2 separate regions of the Homo sapiens genome follow, and region 2 is linked to region 1. Evidence: read pairs that join two places in POLR2A ChIA-PET (ENCODE). Cell type or tissue: PC-9. All regions are shown on one strand. Each heading gives the region's core, and the rest is flanking DNA. Links, peaks and the distances in the headings are about the cores only.

The links. Peaks named below come from ENCODE experiments on the same cell type or tissue, not always from the same donor. Only the 100,000 strongest peaks of a DNase experiment are listed, where the experiment ranks them.
Region 2: POLR2A ChIA-PET joins it to region 1 with 6 read pairs; 5 of 35 experiments call an interaction of 5 or more read pairs at or near these places.

The regions. Positions count from the first base shown.
Region 1 is chr11:76,915,732-76,918,643 of GRCh38, reverse strand. All of the region lies in intron 1 of ACER3 (alkaline ceramidase 3), which reads right to left. Among named protein-coding and RNA genes, the nearest start is that of ACER3, 56 kb to the right of the region's middle. In PC-9, for the core only: no CTCF peak of the experiment used is centred there; no DNase peak of the experiment used is centred there.
Region 2 is chr11:76,787,632-76,790,543 of GRCh38, reverse strand. The region is part of intron 1 of TSKU (tsukushi, small leucine rich proteoglycan); the gene reads right to left. Among named protein-coding and RNA genes, the nearest start is that of TSKU, 5.7 kb to the right of the region's middle. RefSeq lists a silencer at 1,445-1,739. In PC-9, for the core only: no CTCF peak of the experiment used is centred there; DNase peaks (open chromatin) are centred at 1,683, 2,043 and 2,483; H3K4me3 peaks cover 1,797 bases; H3K27ac peaks cover 2,500 bases.

The DNA of each region.
Region 1 (2,912 bases), core at 243-2,742:
ATATAAGAACTTCCACAATCTTGCTGTGTTAAGAATTAATATCTATATAGTGAACTTGCACATGTACTCTTGAATTTAAAATAAAAGTTGAAAAAAAACCCCACATAACTACTTATGATATAAATAAAAAGTAAAAAACGAACAAAAATAGGTGCAACCTGGGAATTGTGTTGGTACTTGCACCAGCTCAAGAACAGTTATCACAAGGGAGAAGGTTTGTCTTCTAATCCAGGCCAGTAACAAAGAAAGTTATAGGGTACACTGGTTCACGCTAAGCTTAAAGAAAAAAATAATAATAATAACCATCATATAAATGCATATTACAGTACAAGGGACTCCTTCCAGTAGCTTTAAATTAAGATAGATATCAGAAGAAAAAAAAAACAGGAAACCAAGTGTGTCTTACTTTAAAAAATGATAAACACAAATGTAATTCAATTTGACAAACATTTATCAAGTATTTTCTACATGCAAGGCACTAAGTTGGGAGCTAGAAGAAAAATTAACAAGTGAATAACTTTGGTACCTATCCTGAAAAAGTATATATAAGTGTAGCAGGAAAGACAGACAGGTAAACAACTAGCAAAAGAGAGTGATAGGAACAAAGAAGGCAAAAAAACCAATACACTTAGCGGGAGGGAGAGAATCCAAGATGGGTTTCAGTAAGAAGATAACACTTAAGCTATGCTTCTGACAGATAAAAAGATATGCAGGAATGTGGGATTTTTATTACTACAAGAGTCATTCTATTTTCTTTTCTTTTCTTTCTTTTTTTTTTTTTTTTGAGACAGGGTCTCTCTCTGTTGCACAGAGTGAGTTCAGTGGCACAATCATGGCTTACTGCAGCCTCGACCTTTTGGGCTCAAGTGATCCTCCCACCTCAGCCTCCTGTGTAGCTGGGACTAAAGGCATATGCCACCACTCCTGGCTAATTAAAAAAAAATTTTTCTGTAGAGACAAGGTATCCCTATGTTGTTCATGCTGGTCTTGAACTACTTGACTCAAGCAATCCTCCCACCTTGGCCTCCCAAAGTGCTTAGATTACAGGCATGAGCCACTGCGCCTGGCCAATTATATATATTTTGGTTTTTTTGTACTGACGAGGTCTTCTTATGTTGCTCAGGCTGGTCTCGAACCCCTAAGCTGAAATGATCCTCCCACCTCAGCCCCCCAAAGTGCTGGGATTACAGGCATGAGCCACCGTGGCTGCCCTAAGTCATTCTATTTTCTTTGGGATATATATAATAGTTTAGAAAAATATTTAATTTATGAAAATTAGTTTTTTCACATTATTTTTAAAAATATACATTACACATTCACTTTATTGCATGTAAGTATTACTAAAAATATTTTTAAACCACCAATATTGCCCAGAAACATTTCCTGGGTAAGGGGGAAATTGTGCAGATGGCTTCTGGAAGACCTCCAGTCTAGGTAGGTTTATGGTGAAACATTTCATCCAGAAGTCGGGGCCTTTTGTCTTCAGTTTGCTGGAACCCACATTCACTAAGCAGAGCTTGTAATGATCATTGGGACCCAGTAAAAATGGAAATGTTCATGTTAAATTCAAGAGGAAGTACATTGTAGGTTTGGGAAGAAAGGCCAAGTACACAGTGGTAAAGAGCTAAGAGAAGAACTTGGGAGCTCCATATCAGATACGGCTTAGGTAAACTCTGGCCTCACAAGAGGGAGGTTACAGGGGAGGGGAATGACTCTGTACAAACAGCATTTACAGGTCTAAAATGCTGCTTTAGAGAAGGATCAAAGATGAGCACACTGAGAAAGATTTAAAACAGATAACCATGATGAAGTCATGAGCCAGAGAAGAACAAGGTAAGTAACAGGGTCTTGAAATCCCTAGAGAAATAGTTGGTGAAATGAACATTTTTGATTTATTCAAAGGTCAAAAAGGGAAAGTTTCCAAACTATGTTCAGTAATGAAGAGGCATTATTGAAATGACATAATCTGAAAATGGTTATTTTGATAATCCCTTCTTCCTCTCCACTTTTACCGAAACTTCTTTAAGGGCCCAAATCAAATCCTACCTACATTTGGTGAATTTTTGTTAATCATCCTACTCAAAATGACCACTCTTGTTACAGCACTTAACCGTTTTAACCTCTCACCTGGCACTTAGCATAGATTGCCTTGCATAGACAGATCTCTTTTCACTAAATCTGATCAACTGATATTTATGACTTATCTCCTCAGTTACATTTCTTGAGGGCAGTGGCCTTATATTCATTCAATAGCAAATACCCACTGATCATCTACTACAAAAGGCTCTATAAAGGAATACAAAAGAAAACCAGACAGACTGCCCTCATGCAAATTAAACTAGTTCCAAATTTTCAAGAGTACAGGTATTTAAAACCTAATAGATATTATTTCAGATGTGGTTCAGTTATGATGTAATAAAGTTATTCTTTTCCCCAAAATTAATTTAACAGATTCATCCTTCACCCCAAACTAATTTCAGTATAATTTTTCATTCACTCTTCATTTACTTAGAATTAAAATGCATCAGTCAAAAATCATGAATGCATAAGACCTTTAAAATGCATTTTAAATTTAGACTAAATTAACCTTAATTATTAAAAATGCAGATGATTTATTACTGTTAAAATCTCACAAAAGATACCTTCTATATTTGATATGGTTAGGTTTTGGGTCCCCACCCAAATCTCATCTTGAATTGTAATCCCCAGGTGTTGAGGGATCTGGTGGGAGGTGATTGGATTATGTGGGTGGTTCCCCCATGCTGTTCTTGAGACTGAGTGAATTCTTACAAGATCTGATGGTTTTACAAATGGTAGTTTTCCCTGTGCTTGCACACACTCTCCTGCTGCCATGTGAAAAGGTCCAAGTTTGCTTCCCCTTCGCCTTCTTCCATGACTGTAAGGTTCCTGAG
Region 2 (2,912 bases), core at 143-2,642, 130 kb after region 1:
TTCAGATTTGGGTGGGGCACAGCCAAACCATATCAGAAGTCATGGGGAGTTAAAATGGAGTTAACACTCCCTTCCTCAAGGAGTTGCCGCAAGGGCTAGAGATCGTTCGTGTGAAACACCCAGCACAGCACCAGGACGCTGACAAATGTGCAGCCAATGGTAGATGAAGCCCCCTGAGACACAGTCACCGACTACTTCCCTCCCCACACTCTGGGGCACTGACAGGGAGGTGACAGGGCAACTGTGCCTGGTGACAAGAGAAGTCCTGCAGGATGGTCAGGAGCCCTAGGTCTCAGTGCCTGCTCTGCCATGGACTGTCCTCATCTCATCTCTGAACAAGTCTCTTCCCCCTTCTGTGCCTCAGTTTCTCCAGCTTCACAGTAAGAGGTTCAGTTTAGATAATCCAACTCCAGAGTTTCAGGATTTTAAAGTTTAACAAAAGCATATCCTAAATTTCTACTAAGTATATACAAAGCACTGGGCTAGGCCAGGAGGGAGTGGGGGGCGGGGGGTGGGTGGTGATGGGATAGATACTAGGGTCCCTGTCCTCATGGGGCTTACAGACCAGCAATGAGAACAGAAGACCAACTTATAACAAGATCACTAACACCAGCTTTGGACCCAGGAGACTGGGGCTCTAGTCCCAGGTGTGCCACTATCTGTGTGACCTTCCCTGTTTTCTTTGGGCCTTGGTTTTCTTATCTGTGTAACAGTATTCACACTGCCTCCCTCTGGGACCCGTACTCTACCCCCAGGAAAAAGAGAAATGAAGACTGGTAGCCACCAAAGAAGGCTGAGGGAGAAAGGGATCTTTCAGTCAAGATTCAACATTTTTTTCCAAATCTTGACCTGCAGATACAAGATATCCACTGATTGACCAGATTATAAAACACAAGAACAGGAGGACAAGGGCTTAGAAACCACATCCATCTGTGATTTGGGGGATATACCGTAAGGCCTTCCAGTGCAGGGGCCATGAATCATGCATTGTTGGGCCCACAGGGCCAGGTCCACAGTGACTCTAAGTTTGCTGATGGCCTGCAAGGACAAAGAGTAAATGGTACGGCCCCAACAGGCTCCAGGCAGGTCTCCCCAGGTGACACCGCACACACTGCTATGAGACACCTCTAAAACAGCTTTGGCCACATCACTCTCCTTATCAGAAACCTCTTGGGTTCTGCTTTTTACCTACAGAAATCAAGTTCTCCCATGCACGAGGCACCTGTAAGTTGTCACCACCTTCTTCTCCCCTCCCACCTGTCCCCAGCCCCTCATCTGGATTTGAACCCTCCTTGACAGCCAAAGTGGGAACAGCCTTCCCTTGATGGACTTTGAACAACTCTCAGCCTCTGCTAATACATCTCCAAACTTGGAGAATTCCAGGGCTTGGGAGCTGGAAGGCCCCTTGGGGATCATGGGCAACTGGGGCCCAGAGAGGGGCAGTGACAGCAAGGAATGGCAGAGCAGGGCCCAGGACCTGGGACCTGATGCCTCATGTGACTGCCAGAACTGCATGCATCCATCCCGCCTGCCCCTGGCCTGCTCCCAGCAAAACAAAGCCTGTTCTGTCCACTCAGGCCCTCGGGCCACCCCTCCCTCCTGGCCTCTCACCCCACAGGCTACCCACAGGCCTCCTTCAGTAAATTCTCTGCCGTGAGTTACCTGCTGTTTTCCTACTTGATGTGTAAGCAGCTTGGGGCGGTGCCCTGCCTACTTTACCTGTGTGTTCTTTCCCCCACCTGGGATCAGAGCCAGGCCTAGAGGGTGTGTGGAGGAAGAGCAGGATGAACGGGTCAACCGCAAGACCCAGACCAGGTGTGAACCTAGCTCTGTACCTACCAGCCTTGGGTAAGTCTTGGGACCCGCTCCGAGGGTCCTCAACAGGGCTAAGAACACAGGTTTGTTGAAAGGATTAAATGACAGAATGGCAGGCATTCCACTCACTATCTGCTACACAAATACTCAATGTGTGGTAGACAATGACGGTGATTTGCTAAGCCTTCTGAAGGCAGTCACCATGTGATCCTTCATGTTCCTCCCCACCCAAGTTCCCAGTGTGGCGCCAGGAGCACAGCAGGTCCGAGACTGGCTGTGATGACATTCTTCAGTCACTTCCCTGGTGTCTGCTGATAAGGACAGCTCTCTGGGTGTTGGGTTCCAGCTTGAACCTACCTGGCCCCAGCTGCCTGACCCTGGTGCTGCACTACAGCATCTCTGGTCTGTAAAGTTTTCCAGCTCCCCCCACCGCCCTCGACAACTTCCACAGGGCACTGTTGGCACAGGGCCCCACTGGTACAGGGCCCCAGCACCCCCGAGACCGGCCTTTGTCTCGATCAGCTGTTCCTCAACACAGAGCTGCCTCCCACCCTGCTCCCCTCAGTCATGAGTTCACTCAAGCTGATGCCGAGGAAATCCCCAGGTGGATGGTTCAGAAACGTCCTGCCCTCCAACCACTTTGTCAGCTCTGGAAACGCAAGGCAGAAAGAATTTCAAGGCCAGACTCCCGGAGCCCTGAGGGCCAGCTCTTGCAACAGACCCACCAATGCAGCACATCTGGACAAACACAGCAGCCCACCATGTGCTCTCCACCAGCATCTCACTTCTGCCTCACCAGAGCCTTGACCCTGGGGATACTGTCCCTATTTTGCAGACACAGAAATGGATGTTACTCAGCTGGGAAGGAGAGGACCCCGGACTTAACCCCAGATGTCTTAGCTCCAAATCCACTCTGCCTCAGCTTACAAATGAGCACATGTGCTTAGACCTGGTCATGCTGAACTGTACTTACATGTTTAACTGTCTATCCTACTGTGGGCAGGGATGCGATTAGGTTCCTTTTTATGCCCTTGAAGCTGAGCACTGAGCCTGGTACAGAGCAGACACCACGTGAAGATGCACCAAGCATCTAGAAT